Regions from separate parts of the Homo sapiens genome. Here region 1 is linked to region 2. Evidence: read pairs that join two places in POLR2A ChIA-PET (ENCODE). Cell type or tissue: OCI-LY7. All regions are shown on one strand. Links, peaks and the distances in the headings refer to the core of each region. The heading gives the core; the rest is flanking DNA.

Region 1 (8,843 bases), core at 469-8,468, 110 kb before region 2:
CTACCTATTTGCAAGCCCAACTGTCCATCCTCCTGCTGATTCTGTGTCCTCCCAGTAATTCCATTTTATTACCTAGAATTGGTTTCTGTTGCTTGCAACTGAGGAATCCTAACCCCTTCATGCCCTTTAATGGCCATGGCATTGATGAGGTGAGAGGTAACAAGAGTCATGGTGTCACTTCCATAAGAGGCATTCAGGGCAAAAATGGGGGTGACTGAAGAAATTATTTCCTGGCAGGAAAGGAAGAGCAGTCAAAGTTGACCCTAAAGTTTTATATTTCAAATGTGTTTCTACCACACAGGGTTTTTGGTCATTTGAACTTTCACCCAGGTGAGCTAAGAAAACTGGTGGCATATTTCTCATAAATGGATCAACAGCGCAGGCTATTTTAAGACCTAACGTGTGAGGATGAGCAATTTTCACATGCTTTTCACTTCACTGAGAGAACAACCAACATGGCTTGTCGAGCAGTTGGTCTCACTGCTCAACCTCACGCACGTGCCGCCTGGGCCGGTGATTCAGTCCCCCCAAAACACTGCTTCCTTCTGAATTGGAGAGCCAAGGTTATGAGTCAGCCCTGCTCAGAGCCAAGACACTTCGATTCAGTGTTATTTTTTGCCTTACCACACAAGGTTCAAAATGTCCAATCTCTTTTCTTTAATGCCAATGCCCCAATAGTTAGGAATCACAGTCCAGAGCTGCTTTATTAAAAATGTTCATTTTCAGAAATCATTGATCCTGAAATCATTGCACTCTTCTGAAATAAAAAATAAATAGAAAGAAAAATCAATCAAGGAAATAGCAAAATGGTAAGCGGTACAATATGACATGTTAATGCTAAATGCCAGCTTCATGGTTCAACGCCCAATTTATTATGTTGAAAGCACTAGGCAGAAGACAGGCATCAAATGAAATGAGGACTGAATAAATGTGCTACTGCATAAAAACTATTTATGAATTTCCATGCTGTTTGTCATTGAATAAAAGCTATAATCATTTGATAGATATACATTTTTGTCAGTGTTACTTCAAACTGATACTTCATCAAATTGCTACAATCCTTTCAGGTGTGAGAATCATAGAGCTTCTTTGACGGAAATCATGACTTAATGCATGAAAGCTGAAAGACCAGCAAAAATTACAGAGCAACAGCCCATTACTAAAGGGCCATGGTATGAGAGACACATAATGCATTTCACTTGGAAGGGATTTCTGAGTTCACCCCTAAGTCCAATCCCTCCACCCAGAGCTGAAGCCTGCCAGTTATAACACAATCCAGATAACATGCAATGGTGTCGTATCACATACTAATGCTATGGTAATTCTCCTAGTATTTCAAAGACTGGGAATCTGAACCAAGAACAGGAATAGATTAGTCAAGTTTATTCAGCTTATGCCTGCATCCTCTCATTGCCCTCTTTAGAATGGAAATACGTCATCATAGTTCAGTTTCCTGAGGTCGCAAAGATAAGACAATATCTACTTTGATTTCAAACAGAATCATCTGTAGATAAAAGAAGGCTCCTCTCTCAAATAAAACAGCTTTTCAAATAGCCTCTCACCACAGTTAGTAATAATTTATGCTTGGTGAACAGGAAAATGTGCTGAATTTATTCATTTTACTGTGTGCTGCCTGTCAAAAGGGCAAGCTGATAAAGACAGAAGTAGGGGTGGGCAATTTATTGGTATTTGCAAATCTGATATAAAAGGTTTTTGTAATTCCTCCTGATTTCAAAAGAAGAAGAAAATTAACTCTGAAAGTGGCAAAACAGAAAATTCCTGTTCTTGTCCATCATATCTGACATTTTACCACGTGGATAATTCTAGAGGCGGGTTTTTCTTTTGTCCTCCAAAATAAATTTTTGCTCCATTTTTGAACCCTAATCAAAAAATTATGCCACAGGAGACACTCTACTTAAGAACCTAGAGTCTAGCCCAGCTTCAAGGGCATAGTCCTACTGTGTCGCATTTTCCTAAACACCTGTAACAGCTGGACAGCTGTTCATTCCCCTCCTCTGCCAACCCAGTCATTTGCTTTAACCAGGACAAGTTTATTTTCAATCTTAATTATTTCTGAATTGAAACTTTATTTTCTTACCTGGTTTCAGGATGTGTTTTAGAGTGTTTTGGGTTTTGAAAATTCACTTTGAAATGGGATATGGTTTTTACGTCCTCTTCTTATGCTGTCTCTCCTCAGGAGTTGTTGAAACTCCTTACATTTAAATTCCTTAGGGGGCACTTGTAGTTTTGTGCCTCATGTAGCAGACAGGGTATCAGGTACAGCTGGAAGTTTGGGGAATTAACTTGACTTGAAGCTCAGATAACCAGAAGTCTTAACTCATATGCTACCCTCTTTTTTCCACCATAAAAGATAATAAAGTCTTTATCATAAATTAAAAGTATAGCATGAAGATTGGGGCATTTTGAAGAGAAGAAAGTTGTTTGAAGTTCAGAATTTAGCAAGTTCATTTTATAGACTTCATGTATGGGTTGCTTTTTGTTTAATAGCACATCACAAAATTCTAGCTGAAAGCCATGAGATAATATAGCTTAATGATACTAAGGTTCATTTATAAAAATTATAATTTAATCATAAAAATACATTTTAGATACAAAAGCTTCTTTCTGAGCTCACATCTCCCATTTATGTCTGAAAGAGCACAGGCAATGCCACCCACTGAGCATTCTTGGTGGTAACTGGTTCTAAACCTCAAATTTCAAAATAATCACACTCAGACACACCACAACCACATCCTGGATCATCAGAAGCCAAGAAAATCCAGTGATGAAAGTTTTTCTTAATCCCACAGGCATCTATGGTGTGGGGAAGAGGACTGTGTTGCTATAGCTACTGATCCCCCCATTTTTGGCTTCTTTGACCTTTCCTCCCCTTGGGGGAGGAAATACTGCTGCAGTAGCCTGTGGAGGCTATGGGGAGAGCAGATCCACCTTCGAGTTCAAGAGAAAGACATTCTCCAGGAAGCCCTCCTCTCCTCACATTTGGCGACAGTTACAAAGCAGAATTGTCTCCTCTTTAAGTGGCCGTCGTGAAGCCCAGAGGCAGTGTGGGATGCTGAATGAAATAACAGTTTCCAAAGTACCATCCGATCAAGCCTTCCCATATTCTCCTGAGATTCCTTTCACTACTGCTCAAAGACTTGGGGGTCTGGAGTCTTTTGTTTTTGTGTGTTTGGTTATTTACCATTAGATGGTAACATAGGGATGGGCCCTGGCTATATTTCCACTCCTTGTTCTTGCTCCTGCATAAATCATGGAAATCCTCACCTTAAAAACTTCTTTTGACCATAACCTTGACTTCATTGTGAGGCATTTAGAAAAAGGCGTGGCCTATCCAAGTAAAGGGCAGGTACTCAGCTTACCCACCAGCTACAACTTGTCACAAACTGACACATAACCTGGCTCTCTATCCATCTCCATTGGTTTTTACACTCACTGAGGAAGCATCATGGTATACCAGAAAGTCTAGGCTTTGGATCAAACATATTTGGATGTCAATTCCAGCTCCTGGATCCAAACATATTTGGATTTAAATTCCTTGAGTAAATTACCCCCATCTTCAAATCTGTTTCCTCAATTAGAAAGGGCTGTTAGGAAGAGGCAATGCAAAACGAGCACTTAGTGTGCTGTGCCAGGCACATACTAAGCGTGTAAAGGATGTTAGCTATTATTATTGTAATTTACTTCATAGGGATGCTGTGCGGAATTAAATGAGATGACATCTGTGGAAGGCCAGGCCCATTTGGAAGAGCTCAAAAAACACTAGCTCCTTTCCTCTTAAGAACAATTAAGTTCTTTCCAAATCTGCTTAGGTTTCAGGTGAAGACCTTGGATTTGAATCCAAGGTGCTTCCCTGCAGCCACTTAACGATACACACCTCTCCCTGTGCCTGCAGCCCCATAGGGGGAGCATCCTAAACACCTTTATGACATCTTTCCCCCTCCCCACCTTAAGTCCAGTTCTGTTGGGTCTTCTTCACCTCACTGTCTGGCCCTCTCTTCGAATACTGAAATGTTTTCCCAATGTCTTCCCTCCTGATTTCTAGGTTGGATCATAAACCTTGCCCTTAGCCCACCCACTCCTGTTTCCTCCTCTACTGCTCTGTTCTCTCCCGTCCATCCCTGAGGGGCTCATTACCCAAGCACCATTTACAATGACAAAGCAAATGCACTGCATTTAGATTGATTTTTGTCTTAGTCAAACTGGGGTACATTTGTAATACAGAAAAGGATTGGTGTGTTTCATCACAAGGAATTAAAGCTATTATCTCACAAATCTGATTGATGTGAGCAGCCAAAACAAATATGTTGAGTAATTTCTTCCCTTACTAACTAGTTCTTTGCTTGAATCTTCCAGTTAATAGTTACGCCTGGCAAATTCTCAAATGGTATATATTATATTCATCCCAGCACTTGCGTTCTGTTTTGGATATGATTTTGAAAGAAGACATCTTAGAGAGTAAATTCTTGAGGAAAGGACATAAATAGATAAATACCAGATATAAATAGATAAACATGAATAAAAATGCATATTTCAGAAACATTGTAAAAAATAACAATAATAATAATAATATAATGGCTGTAATTTTTCAAACATCCTCAGACCACAAAGGTAATGCAGAGGGAAAATAGGCGTATTTGTTTTCCTCTTGCCTTATGGCTGAAAGAGCAAAGCATGCATGATTTTTATGACCTGGCTAGTGATGTGTCCCTTCAGGGAGCTATTAACTCTATCCTTGTAGATGGTGCCTGATCCCCTTCAAAATTAGAAATTGCTTAAAACCAGAAAAAAAAAAAGCATTTCATTCCTAAATAGGCCATTAGTGATATTGGATAGTTTGTTATGCTGTAATGCAATATTGAAATTCCTAGAGGCAATGGATTTTCAGTAGTGAATTAAAAAGACCAAACTAAACCAAGTATTTGAGGAATGAGTGAAAAGAATCTTGGGTAGCTAACTATTTTATAGGTTGTGTGTCAGCAAGTGACCTTTTGAAAATAAAATTATTAACTCTCCCCAGAGAACTAAATGCAAATTGAGCCCAGCTGGATTGTGTGGTAGGTATGAAAACATATCTATTTTGATGCAGGGGAGCAGGGGGTGGACATATATGTCACGAAATGTCAGAATAATGACCATCACCCTCAACAGAAAGTAAGTGGACTAAAAATAGCAACATACAGTTTTGGTTCTTAAAAATTATCAGCAAAGATGCAAAGGGTAATGACAGCAGATGTGTACAGCAGGGTTTTAACCTGAGTATGTGCCTGGACATGCTGTGCTGCCTCACTGCACAGCTAATACAACCTTTGACAACCTTTTCCCAGGAATGCAGAAGTCCAAGAATAATGCACATAAACTAAATAGCATCATTTCGTAGCATAAGTTAAAGGGAAGCTAATTTACTGGCTGCATGTTACAATAGATAAAATGAATTTCATTGTCTCCATGCCTGTACCTATCATCAGGCTTAATGTAAATACCCCTTTGAAGGACTATAGCTATCAGACGTGACATTAGAGTGATTCACAAACAGCTCTAATTACATAAGTACAAAACTATATTGTACTTACAGGCTTGCAGATACTAACTAATTTCTCATCATTTGCATCCAAAAACCCTGGTAAATTCCCTTTTCCTGAATATAGTATCTAAATTTTAAATGTGTAGGAAAAGTCACTATTCTACTAAGTGTATCTTTCAATAGATACTTAATTTCCTTTCTGAAGTTACTGTAATTATTTCAGGAATTGAGCCTTTTTGTCCTAGAATTTTTGTTCTCATCAGGATAGACAAGCTCTCCAAGGACACGCTGATATTTCTCCTGGCTAACCTCTGGGGACATTATCAATGCATGGTACAGTAAGTTAATATTTCACCAAAGGTTAAAAAAAATAGAAGAATACAATTTGAGGAGAGGGGATTGTTAAGAATCATATTCAGGTTAAAATATTACATTCATAGGAACTTTAAAAATTTTAAATCAATATAGATGATTTCAACACAGTATATAAATCAAAGCCCTCCTATTTATTCCCTGGCCTGATTGATAGGGTTTCTCTATTAAAATTGCCCATTCCATCCCAAATATGGATAATATATAATTTGAAGTTGAAATCAGGTCCCTTGAGTTTCTTGAGATTGGATAAATGTCTGCAAACATCAACAAACAGGCCTTAAAGTAAGGCAGTAATCTATAAACCATCCTGATGACTTGTCAATAGGAGGAGGGAGACAGGATGAGACTGTAAACTCAGCAACCTCTTCCTGACCTTAACCCTCCCCCAACCTCTGAAAAGTAATGAGGACTGTTCCTTGAGCCTTTGTTTGAGGAAGCTGAGAATAAGAATTGTGAGCTCCTGTATTCCCACAGAGACTTAAAGTATCCACAACCCCTTCAGTTCAAAATTGCTTTATATTTGGTGACCTGAGGTTCAAGTAGATAAGTTTTGCTACATTCAAGAATGCAGAAATAATTCACCCTGTCACTGCACTGAGCAAGACAACCAACCAGGGCTGGTGTGGCCCAGGAAAGGTCTAGGGAAACAGGGAACCGAGGATGTATTTCAAGGGGGCAGGTGGACTGGGGAACAGGAACTGTTTGAATAATTTTCAGAGACTCTGAGATTTTAGCTGCCACCAAAATGAGAAAAAAAGCACCAGATGTAGAGTTAGTAAACCAAGTTTCTAGTCAGCTCTGCCATTAATTTATTTTGTTATCTTGGACAAGTTTCTTAATTTCTCTGGGACTCAGTTTTCCCATCTAAAGACTGGCTGAAACAATGTCTAAGTTACTGTCATCTCTCAAAAGTCTGCAGTTTCGCGACCGTTACTTATTCCTCAGAGATATAAGAAAACTGATGTTAACTATAATCACATAAGTGGAGGAAGAAAGAAAACAAATTGAGTTTTCTCAGCCTTGCTAATAACACTGCAGCGCAGCACTCGAACGGTCAGTGAGAGGCGATGGAACGAATCAAGATCCTTAGACTAATTACATGTGGAAGACCTCCGTGCGTCACCATGGAAACCAAAGGGAAGGTGGCCCCGGTAAAGGTCAAAGACTCGAAAAATAGACATGGCATTATGAGAGATTCCTACACCTCAACCAGATTCATCCCCAGGGCAGTGAGACCCTAATTATTTTCTAAAACAGTATCTCCAAGTAGGGTGTGTGCTTCAGAATCACCTGGTCAGTTACTCATACAGACTCCTTGAACTCACCCAGGCCCACAAAATCAGAATTTCTGGGAAAAGGACTAGGAAATCTGCATTTCTAAGCAATTCCCCTAGTGTTTGTACAATAGCACTTGAGCACTACTGGTCTAACAAATGGAGAGGAAGAAGTTGGAAGAAAAATAATGAAATGCCCAGCATGTAGGCTCACAGAATACCTCTGGAAGTGGAGGAGTCACTGATAACAGTGGTTGCCTTCAAGGAGGTCTGAGGTACACAGAAGAAAAACTTGCCTTCACTGTAAATGTGTTAATGTTGTTAACATTTTTACAATGAGCAAGAATTACATAAATATTTCTAATCCTAAAAAAGATTTTAAGTGCAAATTAAATGTGGGTACAATTTCTCAGATTTGAAAAAAAATGGGCACTCTTTTTAAAGTTAAAGGATAAAGTGATAACAACAGTTTAAAATTTTCTCCTTTCTTTTTTTTTTTAAATCAAATAACCCAACTTGGAAAGGTTAAGCAAAATGCAGTCTTAGTTTTGGATTTTATCAAATGAAAGCTGTCAAAGAAGAGTTTCAGGAAGGATACTTAACAAAGGTATCTCCCCTCAATTCAGCTAATTTCTGGTTTATATCCTAGAATTAATGCCTTGTTACTCACTGTACTATTTTTTGTTTCCTGGATGATTAGCAGTTCTTGCTAAGCAGAGACCATAATGTATGTCCCTTCCTGTTTCTCAAAGTCCCTTTCATGGTACACAGTACATGGTACTTGCTCAATAAAATTCTTATGAAATGTTTTCTTTTCTGTAACATGTAACACTTCCCTTTTGCAAGAAAACCTTGAAATTTAATCAAATTAAACATATTTTTAACTCCAAGGTAGGCTATAAGCTGTGATTTCCAACAATTGTAAAAGAGGATGATGCCTGAAGAGACCAAGGAGAAAGAGATCAGGATCAGAGGCCCAACTGAAACCACCTTTGCAAAAATTATACCTGAGACAATTATGACAGTGAAAGAGATCTAACCTAACCGACTCCATCTTGCTTTTAACCTCCAAACTGTCCTTGTTTATTCCTAGCCTCCCAAGTAGCTGGGATTACAGGCACACACCACCACGCCCAGCTAATTTTTGTATTTTTAGTAGAGATAGCGTTTCACCATGTTGGCCAGGCTGATCTTGAACTCCTGACCTCGTGATCCACCCACCTCGGCTTCCCAAAGTGCTGGGATTATAGACGTGAGCCACTGCACCCAGCCGTATCTTTGAAACAAAGATAACAGCCCTTTCTGAAATAAACCCCCTTCTAGCCAGGGGACTAGACTGCCTTTGCAGGACTAACAAATTAGCCACAAGATTAGAAATTATACTTTAGGAGTCAAGCAGCTGAAGGCTGCAAGATTATGAACCACCCCAAATTGCTCCTGGGGATAACATTACTATTGTAAAACCTAAGATCAGTGCTTGAGATATTTTGCAGACTCTGTACTTGATGGATCAGCTGCCACCACCCAGATCAATAAACTGGCTCATCTGGCCTTGTGGCCCCCACCCAGCAACTGACTCAGCACTGGAGGACAGCTTCGACTCCCTATGATTTCATTTCCCACCTGACCAATCAGCACTCCCCACTTTCAGA
Region 2 (8,353 bases), core at 354-8,353:
CCCAGCTCTTTTTGTATTTTTTAGTAGAGATGGGGTTTCACTATATGTTGGCCAGGCTGGTCTCGAATGCCTGACCTCAGGTGATTCGCCCGCCTTGGTCTCCCAAAGTGCTGGGATTACAGGCGTGAGCCATCGCACTTGGCCCATTCCCAAACTTTTATTTTGTTCCTTAAAGATTTGTTTCTTGAAGCCTTAAGTGAAATTTCCCTTTTGGTAAAAAAAAAAAAAAAAAAAAAAGCTTTCTAATTGGTTACTAATAAATCCAGTTCTATGCTATTAAATTTCATCTTTGTCTGTTCCAAATTGACAGAAAATGAGGAAATCATCAAGACATGGATTAAAATTTCTTGTGTAGCCCTGGAGGTCCCATCAATTCTCACATAAAATAAGAAGTATTCGAGAAAATGGAACCCTGACCACTGCTCTCTGGCTTACCTATGACTATCTTTACCCTCATTTCATATATTTTGCTGAGAATACAAAATACATAAGCTATTTAATTTTCTTTATCCAATGCCAGTATATTCTTATAAAATGAAACCAAAAAGCATTTCCTTAAAGCACATGCTGGGTGGCCACATATAACAAGTCTTTTATAAGAGGCAATATGTTTGCGTAAGTGAGAAGGCGGAAAGAGAAGACATCATCTTATGTGGCCACAGTAAGTTTTACACAGATCCTACTGCCTCTATATCCTGCCAAAGCTTGATCAAGCGTCTGAGTCCTAACAAGCCATGATAAAGAGCCAGGAAATAACCCAGGTATTTGGCAAGTTGTGATCACTCAATTTGAAGACTATTTTTTTCTTCAGTTATTTCTCACTCTAAAGCTCTTTCCCATAAGCTTCATAGGAAATATTTAAATTCCTCACGACTCTAAAATATTTAAAATAAACAACTAAAATCCAGTACCTTTGCTTAACTTTACTGAGAGAATGCAACAAAACATCAATCCAAAATTATATAAATCAGAACAACATTTTGAAAAAAATTGTAATCAGCAGCCTAACAAAGTACACACTGATAAGCCAATTAAAACGTTCATGTGTAGCTCAAATAATAAAATGTTTATTTATGATTTTTATCTTTTTCATAAAGGCAAAAGATTCACATTTTTGTTAGATGATTTTCACAATGGGAAGTCCACAACTTGTAGCTTCTCCTGGGTCAGTGATTTGGCAGGATATAGGTCTAGAGTTGGCCACAAATCTTTGTCACCCAAGCAAGTTTGGCCACAGTTAAAACACCAGGACTCTGCTCATTTTATATATTTTAAAATACAGAAAAAGTTGGGGACCCTTAGCACATCAGGATTCATTACTGAGCAGAACCATGAAGTATTTCAGCATCTTCTTTCCCTGCTTCCCAACGATAGCACTAACCCTAGTGTTCCATGAGGACCTAAATACTAATCAATCAAATGGAATGATAAATTGACCACAAGAAACATTACAGTTTCTACAGGATGGTGTTGTATAATGTGGAGAAAGAGAGAATGGGATTTTTTAAAAATTCTTAAACATTTTATTTCTGGTCTGCACCAAAAATAAAGACAAGGAGAATCCTTCCAAGATCATGTCATAAAGTAATGAAAATTCTCTATTTTTTCCACTCAACTCTACTCTTTTGCCACAGTTTCTACAAACTTTATAATCTACTTCAGCACCCACACTTTGAACAAATTAATATAAGGAGGATTCTGGAGGATGAAGTTTAGAAATGGGCAAAATAAGAAGAGTTTTCATTTTTCTGTGGAAATAGAAAAAATAACTAGAAAAAGTTTATTAAAATGTTTTAGTTATTTTTAAGCTTCTTGTCTGTAGAAACTATCCAATTTGCAAAGAAACATTATCCGTAGATCCTTGTAACTAGAACACATTTTTTACAATCATGATTTTAAAATAATTATGTTATCATTACTATGAACTATTTTTTGAACACTAGAAGTACTCCTGATGTATTTCTTATCAGTGGCTTTACCATATTATTTTAACAAAACAAATTTAAAAAGCAAGCCGTAAGATCACTGGACAAGATTAGATGATAAGTTTCCATTTCTAGAAATGGCAGAGTAGCTCATATTACACCAATCCTCCCAAAGTAACAATTATAAACCCTGGAAAACACACACACACACACACACACACACACACACACACAAATCTGAAGCCATTTGAGAGTGTCTAAAAGCAGGCAAAACTAGAGGTGGTCAATATTTAGAGAAGGATGGCCAGGCTCAATGTGCTTATAACCCCAGTGCATTGGAAGGCCAAGACACTAGGATGGCTTGAGGTCAGAATTTTGAGACCAGCCTGGGAAACGTAGAAAGACCCCATCTCTCCAAAAAATATATAAAAATAAAAATATTATCCAGGCATGGTGGCATGTACCTGTAGTCCTAGCTACTTGGGAGGCTGAGGCAGGAGGATCACTTGAGCCCAGGAGTTGAAGATTACATAGAGCTATGATCATGCCACTGTGCTTCCAGCCTGGGCAACAGGGTGAGACTCTGTCTGAAAAAAAAAACAAAAACAAAAAACAAACCAACAAACAAACAAAAAACCCACTGGATATTTGCCAATTTTTTCTATTTCTTTGTCTGAGAGTACTCCCAATTGGTCCCACCAAAAGGTGGCTAAAACTTGCACAGAAACCTTGCTAGCTAAGAAATCGGAAGACAAAATTCAAAGCAATAACAGCAGAGAAGTGAAAGGAGAAATAGTGGAAAGGAAATAGCCGCAGAAGGGAGACTCAAATTCTACATATAAACTCTGCCCAAATCTCTGGCCAGCCTCTAAAATATACATATGTTGGATAGATACCAAGAAATCTAGCTCGAGCTAAAAGAACTAAACAGATTTCAGTTGCCACACCACAGAGGAAAAGAATTTAGAAACTGAAATCAACTAGGTTAATTGCCTGCTAAAACACAAAATCAATACTCTTTAGAGTAACATAAGAGAATGCAGAGTCTCTATATCATTCACAATATGCACAACATGATCCAAAATTACAAGACATAAGAAAAAATGGGAAAATATGACTCATATACAAGAAAAATGACAATCAATGGAGACTCCTAAGATGATTTATATGTTGGAATTAAGAAACAAAAGTTTTAAAACAGCCATTATAATTACGCTCAAATATATAAAGGAAATATACTCATAACAAATGAGCAGAAAGAAAATCACAACAGAGAAATAGAAAAGAACCAAATGAAAATACTAGAATTACAAAATATAATATCTGCAATTTTAAAAACTCACTGATGGGCTTAACAATGAATTGGAAATGACAAAGGAAAGGGTCAGTAAATGTGAAGATAGATCAAAAGAATTACCCAATCTAAAAACAGAAAAGTCTGGGGGTGGTGGCTCATGCCTGTAATCCCAACACTTTGGGAGGCCGAGGCGGGCAGATCACCTGTGGTCAGGAGTTCAAGACCAGCCTGGCCAACATGGTGAAACCCCGTCTCTGCTAAAAATACAAAATTAGCCGGGCATGGTGGTGAGTGCCTGTAATTCCAGCTACTCTGGAGGCTGAGACAGGAGAATCGCTTGAACCCGGGAGGCGGAGGTTGCAGTCAGCCGAGATTGTGCCACTAGACTCCAGCCTGGGCAACAAGAATGAAACTCTGTCTCAGAAATAAATTAAAAATATAAATAAAAACAGAAAAAAAATTGAAAAAGAGGAGAGCCTCCAGGACTTGTGAGAAAGCAAAGAATAACATGTATAACATACACGTAATTATAGTCCCAGAGGAAGAGAAAAGAGAAGGAATGGGACACAAAAAATTTCTGAAGAAATAATGAGAGGAAGATTACCAAACTTGCTAAAGGACATACATTTAAAGATTCAGTAAACCCCAAGCAGGATAAATACAAAGAAAACTATACCTATGTACATCTTACCCAAACTGTTGAAACCCAAAGACAAAAAAAAAAATCTTGGAAGCATCAGAGTAAAGCACTCATTATATACAGGAAAACAATACAGATGATAGCTGATTTCTCATTAGGAAAAAAAAAAAAAAGAAGCCAGAAGAGAGTAAAAAAAAAATTTTTTTTTTTTTGAGACAGAGTTTCGCTCTTGTCACCCAGCCTGGGGTGCAATGGCTTGATCTCGGCTCACTGCAACCTCCACCTCCCAGGTTCAAGTGATTCTCCTGCCTCAGCCTCCTGAATAGCTGGGATTACAGGCACACACCACCACGCCCAGCTAATTTTGTATTTTTAGTAGAGACAGGATTTCACCGTGTTGGCCAGGCTGGTCTCAAACACCTGACCTCAGGTGATCTGCCCGCCTCTGCCTCCCAAAGTGCTAGAATTACAGGTGTGAGCCACTGTGTCCGGCCAAGAGTAAAATATTTTTAAGGTGCAAAAGGAAAAATGGTAAAACCTAGAGCTAGGATTCTATATCTAGTAAAAATATCCTTCAAGACTGAAGGCAGAATAAAGACGTTTTCTTATAAATGAAAACTAACAATGTTTGCTGTCTGCACCACAAGAAATGCTTAAGAAAGTTTTTCAGGCTAACAGGAAATGATAGCAGATGGAAATTTGGATTTCCCAAAACATTCTTTACAAATGGTAACTAGATGGGTAAATATAAAAAACAATATTTATTATTTTTCTCTAAAATACGTATCACTGTTGAAAGTAAAAATTATAGCATCATAATTGAGGGGTTTAAATCATGTGTATATGGAATATATATAACACCTGTAGTATAAAGGAGGAAGTTGATGGTAAAGCACAGATGGCCAGTGAAAGCGAAACTCCCTGGCAGACTTCATTTTTTATGTATAACTTACATTTAGTAAAGTGCAAAGATCTAAGTGTGCACTTGATGAATTTATGCGCATAACCACCACCGAGATCAAGATTTAAAATATTCTGACTCCCCCAAAACGTTCCCTTGTGTCCCTTCCCATTTGATGCCACTCATCTCGCCTCTATCACCATAGATTAGTGTTACCTGTAGACACCCATTTTCTCCATGTTTCCTTTTCCCACTTCTCAGTCCTCTGTTTTCCCTTGTTGCCTTTAGGGCTGTATTGGCACCTCTGTCAAAGGCTCATTAGAGGGATATGTATATCTATTCCTCAGAGCTACATAGATAAATTAATTTCTAAAACAAATTAATTTCTATTCCTCAGAGCTACATAGATAAATTAATTTCTAAAACAAGAGGCATGGAGCCGAGGAAGACAAAAGGGAGTATGAGTAGAAGAACGGGATTCTTCCCTGAACATGCCCTGCTTACTAGCTACATGGAATGAAAACAAGCACCACTTATGTTTCATCGAAACTCCACTTTCTCCAACAAGCCTGTAAAAGCCATGGAGTCTGCCTGTCATGATCCAGCAGGCAGGACTTCTGGTCCCAACTTTCTCAGATTTTACAGCCTCTGTAAGTGTGCTTCAAAGCTCTTCCCCAGGGCTGTTCCAGCAGCACCGAGTGCCCACAGCAGCCAAAGGCACCCTCACATCAAGTCCCAGAACTTGATAATGATGATGTTGGCCTTGAGTGGAGGGTTGCTGATTAGGAGACAGTAGGTGGGGGAATGCAGCAAGCTCTGAACACAAGTTAATTAATGACCACAGTGTGTGCAGTTAATGCTAACATCAAAAGCCAGCAGCATGAAGGGCTCTTTGATCTCCAGTTCAGTACCCTTTCAAGTTGTCCCCTTTATCTTGCCCAGAAAGTTCTTGCTTCTTTCTGCCTTGATTTTTAGGAAGAATTTTAATAAGAATGACCTCCAGCCCCATCCACATACCCCGTGGCAAGCAGGAAATGGGCTAGAGCAGCATCCTGAATACACAGTTAGATCCCTGCATCTCATTGTTACCAAAAGGCTCCAGTTCCCAGTGACATAAAGTGGAATCACAGCTGTCCTTTTAAAAAAAGCTTGTGCACAGGAAACCTGTATAAGAAGGTTCTCAGCAGCATTCTTGATAGGAGTCAAAAGCTAGAAACAGCTAAAATGTCCAGCAACAATAGAATGAATACATTGCTGGGTGTTCTAACAATGGAATAATATATATCCATGAAAATGGACATGACACAGCTCCATGTGACCACATAGATGTATTTAACAGGCATAATAATGGATGAAAGAAGCCAGGAGTAAAATAATAAATGCTACATAATCTCATTTATATAAATTTAAAAACATGCAAGACTAAATTATAATGTTTCTAGGGTGAATAGTTAGGCAGCAAAAGCATAAAAGAGAAGCAAAGAAACAATTACATTAAAATCAGGGAGGACAAGGGCTTCACTCCTTCAGAAGAAACTAAAAGACTTTCTGTGAAAAAAAATTAATGATACCCAATGTTAGCAAAGATGTAGGAAAAGAGGCATTCTTGTACAATTCTAGTGGGAGGGTGAATTGGTACATCATTTCCATTACTTTTGTAACCTAACTATTCACCTAGAAACACTGTAATTTAGCCTTGAGTGTTTTGAAATTTATATAAATGGGCTCATACAGCAAGTTGGCAATGTGAATTAAATGTCTTATAAAAATGCACGCTGGTTGATCCACGAATTTCCTTTTGATCTCAAGGAAGTTATCAGCTGGGTACTTCAAGATCTATACACAAACCTGTTCATTTCAACATTATTTATAAAAATGGTTTCTAGTAGCACACCCAGATATTTGGATCTTACCAAATACCTTGCAGCAGAGCTATATGGAGATGCAAATATTTTCACCAAATATTATTGAAAACATTTCTCATGTGGTCCATTTTTAATTATAGAAAGCATAAATACATATTTAAATGTGTTGTAGGATATTTCACAAAATGTTAACATGACCCTGGGCAAGGAAAAATCATGGGTGATATATTTTTCATCAATAGTCTGTATTTTATGTATTTTTTCCCAAAAATGGACATGCATTTTAACTGTATAAAAAATTCAAGGCCGGGCACAGTGGCTCATGACTGTAATCCCAGCACTTTGGGAGGCTGAGGGGGGTGGATCACCTGAGGTCAGGACTTCGAGACCAGCCTGGCCAACATGGTGAAACCCCATCTCTACCAAAAATACAAAATTAGCCGGACATGGTGGTGCGTGCCTGTAAACCCAGCTACTCAGGAGGCTGAGGGAGAAGAATCATTTGGACCCAGGAGGTGGAGGTTGCAGTGAGTCGAGATCATGCCATTGCACTCCAGCCTGGGCAAAAAGCGAATCTCCACTTTAAAAAAATAATAATAAATATAAATAAATACATACATACATACACATCTTTAAATGGAAGAAAAAGTAAAATCGGGGCAGAGTGGGGGTGTGACAGGGAAGGGGTGTATGGAGGAGGGATGTGTTCTGGGAGCTAGAGATGCTCTATTCTTGATCAGAATGATAGTCATCAGGGTGTTCCCTTCATTCTGCTGTACATTTATTCTCTAATCTTTTCAGTCACTCTACCATATTTCACAACTTTTAAAAAGGGGAGGGGGTTAAAAAAAGAAAAGTCTGAGAATTTTAACACAAGCTAGGGGAAACTGTAGTTTCAAAGAAAAAAAAAAAAAAGGAAGAAGAAGAAAAGCCTGTTCAGTTGCTGCAATGCCTAATAAAGCTGCAAATACAGCCCAAACCCACAGGCTGTCAGATTCACAAAGTGTGAATGTAATGTAGGCAGGGGAGATGAAGCATTGAGTTATGTTTCTCACTCACACACACACACACACACACACACACACACATGAAAATCTGTCCTTCTGGCCGCCCACCCTTCACCTAATCAGCACCAGTCTAGGCTGCTCAGTGGTGTGTATTCTCACCAAGGTGCTGCCCAGAAGATCCACCTTGCTCAGGGAAGCGTAGTTGGTCCTGTTCCCTTTCACTTTTGCTGGTGCCAGAAATCCTGACAGAAGCAACAGTCTCTATGGTGCCAGAAGAGGAGGCTGTAGCGCTGCCTGGAGACAAACCCTTGCAGAATATATGCTTCCAATTGGAACATGTTGCTTTTAGAGCCTCAGGGCCCTGCAAGGGCAGGATGTGCCGCTCTGATTCCCAGTGTGTGACAGCAGGGGATTCCTCCCAGTTATTCTCAGAGTCAGGCTGTGGTTTGTACTTTCTTTTTTTTTTAGAGACGGAGTCTCGCTCTGTTGCCCAGGCTGGAGTGGTGCAGTGGTGCGATCTCGGCTCACTGCAACCTCCGCCTCCCGGTTTCAAGTAATTCTCCTGCCTCAGCCTCCTGAGTAGCTGGGACTACAGGCACACGCCGCCATGCCCGGCTAGTTTCTCTTGTCTTTTAGTAGAGAGGGGGTTTCACCATGTTGCTCAGGCTGGTCTCAAAACCCTGAGCTCAGGCAATCCGCCCACCTCGGCCTCCCAAAG

Evidence for each region. ChIA-PET counts read pairs that join two places held together with the same protein. Peaks named below come from ENCODE experiments on the same cell type or tissue, not always from the same donor. Only the 100,000 strongest peaks of a DNase experiment are listed, where the experiment ranks them.
Region 1: POLR2A ChIA-PET joins it to region 2 with 27 read pairs; 3 of 35 experiments call an interaction of 5 or more read pairs at or near these places.

Annotation. Positions count from the first base shown.
Region 1 is chr6:87,901,696-87,910,538 of GRCh38, reverse strand. It overlaps LOC101928911 (a long non-coding RNA gene), which reads right to left. Exons shown (of 5, transcript NR_110869.1): 3 at 625-757. Among named protein-coding and RNA genes, the nearest start is that of SPACA1, 140 kb to the left of the region's middle. RefSeq lists enhancers at 2,952-3,001, 5,086-5,335. In OCI-LY7, for the core only: no CTCF peak of the experiment used is centred there; DNase peaks (open chromatin) are centred at 1,968, 2,728, 4,738, 5,138 and 3 weaker places; H3K4me3 peaks cover 3,109 bases; H3K27ac peaks cover 7,752 bases.
Region 2 is chr6:87,796,272-87,804,624 of GRCh38, reverse strand. All of the region lies in intron 2 of LOC101928911 (a long non-coding RNA gene), which reads right to left. Among named protein-coding and RNA genes, the nearest start is that of AKIRIN2, 98 kb to the right of the region's middle. RefSeq lists enhancers at 4,692-4,761, 5,400-5,901, 7,699-7,798, 7,753-8,252, 8,253-8,353. In OCI-LY7, for the core only: CTCF peaks have their summits at 7,690 and 7,893; DNase peaks (open chromatin) are centred at 4,774, 5,594, 7,644, 7,884 and 3 weaker places; H3K4me3 peaks cover 6,913 bases; H3K27ac peaks cover 6,343 bases.